Regions from separate parts of the Homo sapiens genome. Here region 2 is linked to region 1. A link is an interaction called in ENCODE POLR2A ChIA-PET data of the cell type or tissue named here. Cell type or tissue: Panc1. All regions are shown on one strand.

Region 1 (5,000 bases):
GGCACCCGGCCTCTCCACAAATTGGCCCAGCCCCTGCAGCCTGGACCCTGACACCCTAAAGCAAGTCACAGTAGGGGATGGGGGGGGGTGGAGCAAGGCCCCCCACTCCCACTCAGGCCTCCCCATTCTCTCAGATCCGACCCTTCTCTGAGCTTCACCCGTAAGGCTTATTCCACTTGTAACATTGTCGACTTCCAGACCAGGCCCTGCTAAGCCCTGGCCCTGGCGCTTGTGTCGGGAGCCATCATCATATTTTGTTGAGTAGGGACCAGGGAAAGGGGAATTAACTTGGCCACTGAAAGCACCAATAAGTTAATATAAATAGGATATCATAATAAATAGAAATCATGCCAGGTCAGACGCACAGCACGCTTGGAGCTCAGGGTTCCCTGAGACCCTGACCCTAAGTTCTGCTGTTCCCTTGCCCTGGGGACCAGAGACGGCCTCCAGTCCCCCTCAAGTACCTCTGTGTGACCTCACAAGGCCTCCCAGGGCCTCAGATGTGAGCTGCTACTCTGAGCTACCCCAGCCCCTTCTTACAGACCTTTACCCAGAGGAAGAGCCTGGGTCCCTCAGAACCTCTGCACCTGACTTAGCAACCTGCCCCTGCCCTACCCACCTCCACAAACCCCTGCTGCAGGTCCAGCCATCAGACCCTGGCCATCCCAGGCTGCAGGGAAGATCACGGGGAAGAGAACGAAGAACCTACCAAAGCTTTCCAGGCCTCTCCTCCTCCCAGTGTCTTCCTTCCCAGGCCTGAAGGTGGCTTCTCTGCCTCCCCAAGAGCCTGAATGCCAAGTGACCTCCTTCTGGAAACTTCTGCCAGATTGTTCCTATGCCCAAGTTCTCTGATCATCCTCAAAAGAAGACAGCCTTCCATCCCAGAGGCCCCTCTCTATCTTCCACTCATCAAACTTCTAGGGGACAAGGAGTCCTTTGGGATCCTAGCCCCTCTGGCCCACCTAAGTCCCAACCTAAGGGGCAGCAAAGGCACAGATGGTGATAATTTGCTGGGGGCTGGTCCACTCCCCTGGGCCCTGCTGTCTCACCCTGTGGTCAGGGCTCTTGTAGATGACTTGTGTAGTTTGTTCACTGCACAAAGTGAGCAAGGGGCCAAAGGGACAAGTAGAGGCAGAAGTCCAGCCCACGCTCCCCAGTCCACAATCTCCCAGAGGAAGGGGCACCTTCTTCTAGCTCCCTCCCTATGGAAGTTTCCACTCTGCTCAGCTTCATCACAGCCCAGCCCAGAGTGGAGTGGACTGGCCAGGCACCCTCGGGGTCTGCCAGCAGCCCCCATTTGGGTTTAGCGATGCCCTGGGCCCCAGCCACCCTTGGACAGGCCCCCACATCTGGACCCAACTCCTGAGATCCCTCGGTTCACAGCACACTTCAAGACCTCCTGCTAGAAGGCCTGGGCCAACACGGCGATGATCTGCTTATACTTCCCCAGGAGTTGACAGCCCAGCTTCTTCTTCTGGAAGACATCCTTACCCGAGGTGTCAGGGCCGTAGGTCACGTCCACATGGCCCACGTGGTACTTGCTGCACAGGCGGCACAGCACGTTGCTAAGGAGGCCTCGCAGGATGTCGGCGGTGGCGTTGAGCTTGCTGTGGAGGCTGAGGGCACTGGGGTTGAGGATCTTCTGGTCCCGGGTGATGTTGCCCAGGGAGGTGCCAAGGTACACGACTATGCGGTACAGCTCCACCAGCTTGGCCTTCTCCGTGCCGTTGGCGTGGAAGGGCGGGAAGTCCGTCACGTTGGGGCCACATAGCTTGTCCAGGTTGTTGGGGAACGGCTCCCCCTGGGCTGTGTACTGAGGGGCAGAAGGGAGGTGACGTGGGAGTCAGGGGTCAGTGTCCCAGCCCTGCCGCCAACCCTTTGGGCAAGCTCTTGCGTCTGTTTCCCCATCTAGCGCATGAGGACCCAACTCCTTGCCCTGTAAGCATCTGGAATTGTCATGAGAGCCAAAACTAATTGTAATGTGAGTGCCCTTGCTAAAGATCAAAGACTGAGCCATGCACGCAGTCATCATTATCATCATCATCATCATCACCACCCTAAGGGGACAGAAGGGAAAACTCGGTGTCTAGCCCTAGCTGGGGCACCACACACAAGTACTTCCATCCCTGCACTCACAATGTTCCGGGACGCCCCTCCATGCCCAGCACCCACAGCCCACTGCCTCTCAACCGCATCTCCCTGGTGCCTCACGCCCATTTCCCCTCCATCCCTCGCTCCCTGCAGCAGGACAATCACAAGATAAGAAGTGCCAGGTCCCCACCTTTGCACTCAGTTCTCCCCTTGCTAACTGGGCACCCTGGGGAAGCTTCCCTGGGGAAGCTTGGGCAGGAAGTGGCGGGAGTCTGGGGGTGGTTTAATCAAGCCCTCTCCCCATTCTCTCCTTCCAGCCCCAAAAGGTCCCCTCAACCCAGATCAGGACAGCCCCTAATGATATTTACAAGCCCCCTCCCTGCCATCTCCTGTCAGTATCCCAGGGGTAACTTACATAGAGAATAAAGAGGGCATTGGCACTGCCATTGAGCTGTGCCAGTTGGCTCCTGATCTGGTTCATGAGGTTGTTGTGACATGGGTGGCGTATGGCACAGGTGGCGTTGACAGGGGTGATGGGGAGGGGGCTCCCCGCCCCATGTTTCCAGTGCAGAACCAACAGCAGGGGCACAACTCCTGGGGACAGTCAGGAAGAAGCCATGAGTAGAAAGGCAGGAAAGGGTGGCCTGGGGTCATGGCACACCGGATGGGGGTCCAACAATGGCCGCATGGGAGAGGACTCCTGGTTCCCCCTCACCACCTGCAGCTGTCTTCCTGGGGCCTAGTCTTCACTCTGTCACTGCGTGTGTTTCTCTGTCTCCCTTTCTCTACCTTAGTTCTCCCTGCTCTCTTCTGGGATGACGTAAAGATGAGGGCAAGACACAAGCCATTTCCACCCAAAGGGTGCAGGGTCCAGGAGAGACTCCCAGCCATCCCACCCTTTCCCTCAGGAAGGCAAAGGTCCTAAGGCCCCCTGGCCCTCTGGCTGGAAGGCACCAGGCCCCAGGCCCAGCAGGCACCAGGAGAAAGGAGACCCCTCTCTTCCCACCTCCCGTGGTGGCCCAGGTTCCTCAGCAGCGCTTCCCACTCACTGGCCCATTGCAGCCCAAATCTCCGAAGCCAGGCACCCATGGGGGCCACGGGGCATGGGGGAGTGGGGAGGAGTCCTCGGTTGACCCTCATCTCCCTCCCAAACCTGCCACTTGATTCTGGCTCCCTGGGCCAATTGCCCCCAATTCTGCCCCCGCCCCCATCATCCTCTATCTCTTCCTTCCCTAGTGTCCCCTATCTCACTCAAGCTCACCCCATTTCTGCCTGGCTGTCCCCACTCTCCATCCCCAAATCATCATTCAAAACTCTCTGTTCCCCCAGCTCCGGACAGCCCCTGACTCCATGCCTTCTCCCGACTCATCCGCTGTCCCTTGTCCCAGGGGTTCCCCTCCCTCCTAACACACACACACCGGCTCAGGGAGGGAGAGGAAATGGTGCACCAGGAGAGAGAAAAGGCAAAAGGTCATAGGCAGTCGGGTGGGCGGGGAGGAAGGAAAGTGAAAGGTGACAGGAGAGCTGGGAGCTGTCCCGACATGTCCTGGTTTGCCCCTCCCCCAGGGGGGCCTGTTCTCCCGACTCCCCCCAGGCCCCCTTAGACGCTTTTCCAGGGCTCTGCAGAAGGGCACCTGAAGATGGTGGGGGCCGGGGTCAGCGGGCGAGTGAGGCTGGAGACCTCCCCCGGATCCCCCATGCTGGAACAGCGGGGACAGGGGCCTCCTCAAGTTCACTTCTCCTGGGTCCCCTGTTCGTCCCAGCATCCCAAGGCAGTGCTGAGGCCCCGGGGTGGCTGCGGGAGGGGGGCCACACCCCTATATCTCACCTAGCGCAGACCACACGCTTCCAGACACCAGCAGATGGAGGCGGCACCTGCTCCCGTCCCAGGCCGGAGTTTGCAAGCTGCTCGCCGCCCGCGCCCCTCCCTGGGAGCAGCCCGGGACCGCGGTTGGAAAGGAGAAAGCGGAAAGAAAGAAAGAAAAGAAAAAGAGAGAGGGAGAGTGAATCTGGGAGAAAGCGCAGAGGGAAGAGCAGCCAGCGAGTGTCCGGAGCGAGGAGGAGGAGGAGGAGAAGGAGAGGGGGAAGAAGAGGAGGAGGAGGAAGGCTCGGCGCCCCCTCCCTCGCCGCCAACCTGCCGCGGGGCGTGCGGTGCTTGGGACCATGTGCCCGCGCTCGCTCCGGGCCGCCACCCAGCGCCTCCGGTGGCTGCGCGGGCGCCCCAAGTGTTCGTGTGTCTGCGGCGGGTGGGCGTCCGGCTCGCGCTGCCAAGCGCCCCAAGTTGCCGCCGCGCCCCGCAGCGGGGACGCGAAGCCGGCGCGGGGCGGGTGTATTTACCTGCCGCCAAGACCTTCATTATGGGCTGCACTTCAGAGGGCCTTGGAGGAAACCTCAGATGCCGGCAGTTTTCAGAGGTTCATGCTCAAATGGGGAATTTGCCTGATTTATATACTGGAGCCTGTGTTGTAAGACAGAAACAGCTATATTTAGCCGGGATCCCCAGTCCAGGAAGTTGTTTGAGGTGCATCATAGGAAATTATGAATGGAAGAAAGTGAGAGTGAAGGGGGGGGACGAGTGAGGGGGGAGGGTGGGGAGAACAGACTTTTTCCCTCTTCTAAGAATTTGATTGATAAAATTATAATGAAGCCTTCGACAAAACGCCCTGTGGTTTTCCTGCCTGGCTTGTCCCGGGAGTTGTCTGAAGATGGGCATCGCCAGGAGGGGGCCCCTGGCCGAGTCAGCAGGGGTCCCAGCAGTGGGCGCCCCAGACGGCCCTGACTCACCTGGGTTTGGGGAGGTAGCGAGTCTGGACTAGCAGATGGAGACTGGCCCCTGTGCCCCCTGGTTGGGGGGCTTTAGGGGGGCAGTGGGAGGAGGAGGGCTAGGGCTTGGCTGAGAAGGAGGCTCC
Region 2 (5,000 bases), 540 kb before region 1:
CGGTTCAAGTGATTCTGCTGCCTCAGCGTCCTGAGTAGCTGGGATTACAGGCACCTGCCACCATGCCAAGCTAATTTTTTTGTATTTTTAGTAGAGACGGGGTTTCACCATGTTGGCCAGGCTGGTCTCGAACTCCTGACCTCAAGCAATCTGCCCGCCTCGGCCTCCCAAAGTGCTGGGATTACAGGCGTGAGCCACCGTGTCCGGCAAGAATATGAAAAGTTTTAACAATTTGTTGTTAGCTTTGAATATATAGAATTGGTCAACCTGGGCCACATAGAGAGACCCCGTGTCTACAAAAAAATTTAAAAATTAGCCAGGTGTGGCTGCACCTATAGGCCCAGCTTTTTGGGAGGCTGAGGTGGGAAGATCACTTAAACCTGGGAGTGTGAGGCTGTAGTGAGTCAAGATCATGCCACTACCCTCCAGCCTGGGTAACAGCGAGACTGTCTCAAAAAAAAAAAAAAGTGACAGAGTGAGACCATCTCAAAAAAAAAAGGTAACTAATTAGACTTTTTATTAGATGAATAATATAAACTCATTTTGCAAATGTAGATTGTTATTTTTAGTAATTGGAAGCAGTTTGATTTCCTCCGTAGTCTAAGCCAAAGAAAGCACTTTGAAAAATATTGGTCATTTAAAGCCGTCCAGGCAATATTTTTACCTAACCTTTCTATTAAAGACAACCCGACGCCCCCCCACCCCCACCAAAATAGTAAATGGGACCTGAGGTCAGAGGTCCCCGCTAAGTAGAGTTAGAATTACTAATACCAGAGTTCCAATGACTGATTCTAATGGTATTTTGGTATCGAGGAGATCAGTTGAATTCTTTGCTGTTTTTTCTAGTCTGTAGTGACCCTGCTGTAAATGCAAAGCGGGGGGGCCAGACCTCAGTGCTTCACTGTGGCATTTGCCGCCAGTCCCATCGGAGCCCCAAGTGGCTCATTCTGGCCTCCCTGCTAGCACTTCATTCTTTGCCTTTGGTCCTCGCCTGAGTGGGGAGTTCCTGACAGCTGTTCCCCAGGGCTGCCTACCCCAGAAGCCTTCGTGTGGCAGAGAGGATAAGGAGCCACCCACATATAATGAAGAGTTGGCAGTGAAACTCTGGGGGGAAAGGTATTGGCGAGAAGACTGCTGTGACTGTATCTAGTCCAATTTCTTAGCCGTCTGGGGAAGAGAAAGTCGGGCACCCGCATGTTCTCCGTCTCCCTTTCAGACAGCCCAGGCAGCGTCATCTCCAGCAGAGAGAGGGAGGCCAAGGGCTCCTCTCCCCCTCCCCTGCCAGGCCGTGTGGGGCTCCCTGGCAGCCTGTCATTACTGCATTATGGCAGGATCCTAGCCACAGCCCCAGCTCCGGTAGGGAGACCGCAGCTCGCTTCCAGAGAGATGGCTCTGGACCTCTGCGCCGTGATGGGAGCACCTGGGGAAAATTACAGGGCCGTTAATCTGCCCAGCAAGGACTCGAGCTGACTCGGAGAGGAACCCCCGCCGTGTCCTCTCCTGGTTTCCACTTGATGCCCATTTCTCACCAACTTGGCCCCAGAATAGCACCTGGCATTTTGCCTCTGAGCTGAAATCAAGACTTCTCTTGAAGGGCTCCGCAGTGGGAGCAGCCAGAGGCATCTCGCCCCTCCCCTAAGCCACACTTGCCCAGGGCAGAGAGGTGGAGGGCACCTGGCTCTTCCTTCCCCACAAGGGCCAGACCTTCCACCCCCTGTGAAGACAGTTGACAGTGAGGCCTCTGGGTACCCGGGGGATGTTGTCAGGATAACGTGAAAAACAGGAACAAAATGCACTCAGGTTTCTAAGAAAAGGGGTGTGGACCTGTCGCAGTGTTACCGTAACTTACAAGTAATAGACGCAGCTGGCCTGAAGAAAGGTGAAATCTCTACCATTAGCTGCAGGGGGAGCTGGGGAAACGGCACAGCTGAGAGGCTAAGAGCCCTCCCTGCCTCAGAACACAGACAAACCTGCGTTCCTGCTAGGCCACTGACCAGCCATGTGAGCCTACGTAAATTGTCCAGTCTATTGGGCACTGCAGTTTTCTTCACCTGTAAAATGGGAATTTTATAGGGTTTTGTGGGGATTACGAATGCCCAGAAAGCTCTAAGCACCTTGCCTAGATGTGAGTCACCACTTGGTACACGGTGGCTTTTTTTCTGATACTTCTTTTGGGGGCAGAGGGCAAGAGGAAGCAAAGGAAAGAGCCATAGTGACTCAGGGGATGTCACAGCTCAGAGGGATCAGGCCCACTCACGGCTCCCCTGTGGCCTCCATCCCCTCCACCTGCACCCTGAGCTTAATGAGCCTGCAGCTGGTCTGTTTGTCCAAGCCCATGTTTGCCCAGTGCCAGCTGCAAAGCCCGGGAAATGATAGATAACTCCGGGCTGGAGCTGCCTGCGAAGGATGTTCTCATTTTGTCCCATTAATACTGGCTGCTCAGGTCAATAATTGACTGGAGGCTCAGGGTGGGAGAGAACCAGGTGGGCCACACTGTGCACATGAGCTCTTCCCTGAGCCTGTGAGTACCTGGGCTGTAAAAACCCAACTGCAGACGCCAGGGAGGCACGGGAGTGACCTAATTTTCTCTTATCAGGCATAAGGAAGAAGTCCCATGGAGCCTTGCCCATTTCTGATATAAATAATGTCATTCCCCATCTGCCTGCTCAGGGAGGAAGGGGCAGCCTTTGATCTGAAGGAATTAAGTCGGTAAACAAAGCAAAGAAGGCTGCTGAGGTGTCCCAGGCAGGCACCTGCTGTGCCATTTACCCTGAGAGAGAGAGAGAGGAGTTAAATTTGGAGGAGTGGAGTGGACCGACAGGGACAGCCCAGCCTCAGGCCGGCCCTCCCCGGATCTCTGAAGTCTCCCTTTATCCCCAGCTGAGCCAGGCAGCGCCTCCCCAGGAACCCTGGCACACCCCTGCTGTGGCAAGCTGCGCATGGTGTCTCCATCCTCCCCAGCAGGGGCCCTCCTTGGGCCCTGGGGATTTTCAGCAGAGGATAATTCCCAGGGAATATATCTGAGAAAGTCAAGTGCTCTGGGATGAGCAGATTAGCCTGGAGCCCGGGGCTGGAGAGGAGCTCCACTCTGGGAGGACAGGGCCCTGTCTGTCCCAGCAGAAGGCAGCTCAATGGTCCAGCCTGCGCTTCAGGCCAGCTGGCTGTGGGCTCTGATCCCCTGCAGCTCTCCGCCTGTTGCTGTGTGGCCTTGAGTAAGTCCCTTCCACTCTCTGGGCTTCCATGCCTTGGCTATAGAAGGTCAGGTTTGGACCAGCAGAACTCGAGGCCCCCTTAGGTTCCAACTCCACAGACTGGTCCCCCGAGGTCCTCCAAGGCCATGTCAAGCCAGCTTCACCTTCCAAGGAGCCAAAATGGGAGTGACTGGCCCAGGATACCGCAGGAGTGGCTATGGCTACAGCCATGGCCGGGAGCCGGAGTGGAACCAGGTGCCCTGCAGGGACCCCAGCCTGGGGCCTGTGTTAGAGCTCCCACCACATCCCTCCTTTCTCTTGGACCCACTATCCTCTGGCACAAATTCGGGAGGGGCCACCATGCTGCCAGCCCCCGAGCTCAAGTGAAAGGCAGCAGGCGCCAGGGCGGGGATTGGCATGGCCACTCTGGGTTTTCCTCTTGAGCAACCAGGCCCAGCGCCTGTCAGCCCGGGTGGCAGAGGGGGGTGGCAGGAGCCGCAGCGTCGGCCGGGCCTGCTGTGACAGTTGCTCTGCCCCGAAACCCATGGGACCTCCCTTCTTTGCCCACGCCTTCATCCTTCCCCCTCCTCACTCGCCAGCCTTCCGCACCCAGCCCGAGTTCCTGAGTTCCTGAGGCTGAATCTATTAAGTCCTTCATATTAACCAGCAAAGGGGGAAACAACCCTCTTTCATCTTAACTGGAGTGAATTTGCATTAACACCTGGGGAGTTTTGTTTGCCTTGAGAAGGCGCATTGCTATTCTGAGCCGCACATGCTGTGGGGTTAGTGCAGTATCCTATTCTTTTATTAATACGGCTTTCCTCTCCTCCCTCCTCTTTTCCCATGGAAGGGGGAGAGCGGCTGGGGATGCCAGGGCTCCCCACATCACGTAGGAAGGGCCCCTGGAAATGCCAAGTTGGGAGAGCAGCTCCCAGCTGGGGCAGATTCTTCCCCTCAGAAGGTGGTGGGGGCAGCTCCCAGCCCCAGTCCAGAGTCCCCTCCCTGCTGTGTCCAGTGCATGCTGTGTGTAGGGTGGAGAACCCTGCAAGGCAGGGCTCAGGGAAACACCCCACCCTCAGGAGCTCCTCAGGGCAGGGAAGGTATGGGGAGGGGGACACCAGGGGGCCAAGAGCTGTGGATACTCAAGGATGACCTCCACTGGGCTCAGGGGCCCCGTGAGGTCTCTCCCCCAGCGTTACAGGGGAGCCTGACTTGGTGGCTGCTGTGTGTCTGCCCCAAGCGTGCTGCTTCTGACCCTCCGGTGACAGGACTGGTATTAGCCACCTTCGGTCCTGTCCAGGCTGGAGCACATGGATGCAATTTAGGATGCTCGAGAGTGCCTGGGAAATGCTGAGTCTAGGATGGGGGTGGGTTGGGCAAACCTTGGTTTTCAGGCCTCAGACCTGGAGATCAAGATCAAGGTTCTAGAAAGAGAGAAGTTTAAGGCAGGGGAGGGAACATGAAGAGTGAATGCCTCCCCAGGACCCCTCACCCCCGAACTCCTGACCACCCCGCCACCCTCCCCTCCCCTCCCCTCCCACCTCCTAACCACCTCGCCCCCCTCCCCTCCCCTCCCACCTCCTGACCACCCCGCCACCCTCCCCTCCCCTCCCCCCACCTCCTGACCACCCCGCCACCCTCCCCTCCCCTCCCCCACCACCTCCTGACCACCCCGCCACCCTCCCCTCCCCTCCCCCACCACCTCCTGACCACCCCACCACCCTCCCCTCAACCCCCACCTCCTGACCATCCCATGAGATGGCGAAGGGGAGAAAGGTGCAGGGCAGATGGGGGTGGGGAGCTGGGGCA

What was found. Peaks named below come from ENCODE experiments on the same cell type or tissue, not always from the same donor. Only the 100,000 strongest peaks of a DNase experiment are listed, where the experiment ranks them.
Region 2: POLR2A ChIA-PET joins it to region 1 with 10 read pairs; 1 of 35 experiments calls an interaction of 5 or more read pairs at or near these places.

Annotation. Positions count from the first base shown.
Region 1 is chr22:30,242,249-30,247,248 of GRCh38, forward strand. LIF (LIF interleukin 6 family cytokine) reads right to left here and starts at 4,511. Exons shown (of 3, transcript NM_002309.5): 1 at 4,429-4,511; 2 at 2,507-2,685; 3 at 1-1,813. The coding sequence starts at 4,447. The coding sequence ends at 1,403. It overlaps LIF-AS2 (LIF antisense RNA 2), which reads left to right and starts at 3,962. Exons shown (of 1, transcript NR_148946.1): 1 at 3,962-4,745. RefSeq lists enhancers at 1-56, 2,461-2,961. In Panc1, no CTCF peak of the experiment used is centred here; no DNase peak of the experiment used is centred here; H3K4me3 peaks cover 1,983 bases; H3K27ac peaks cover 5,000 bases.
Region 2 is chr22:29,699,518-29,704,517 of GRCh38, forward strand. No RefSeq gene overlaps it. Among named protein-coding and RNA genes, the nearest start is that of CABP7-DT, 18 kb to the right of the region's middle. In Panc1, no CTCF peak of the experiment used is centred here; a DNase peak (open chromatin) is centred at 1,917; H3K27ac peaks cover 675 bases.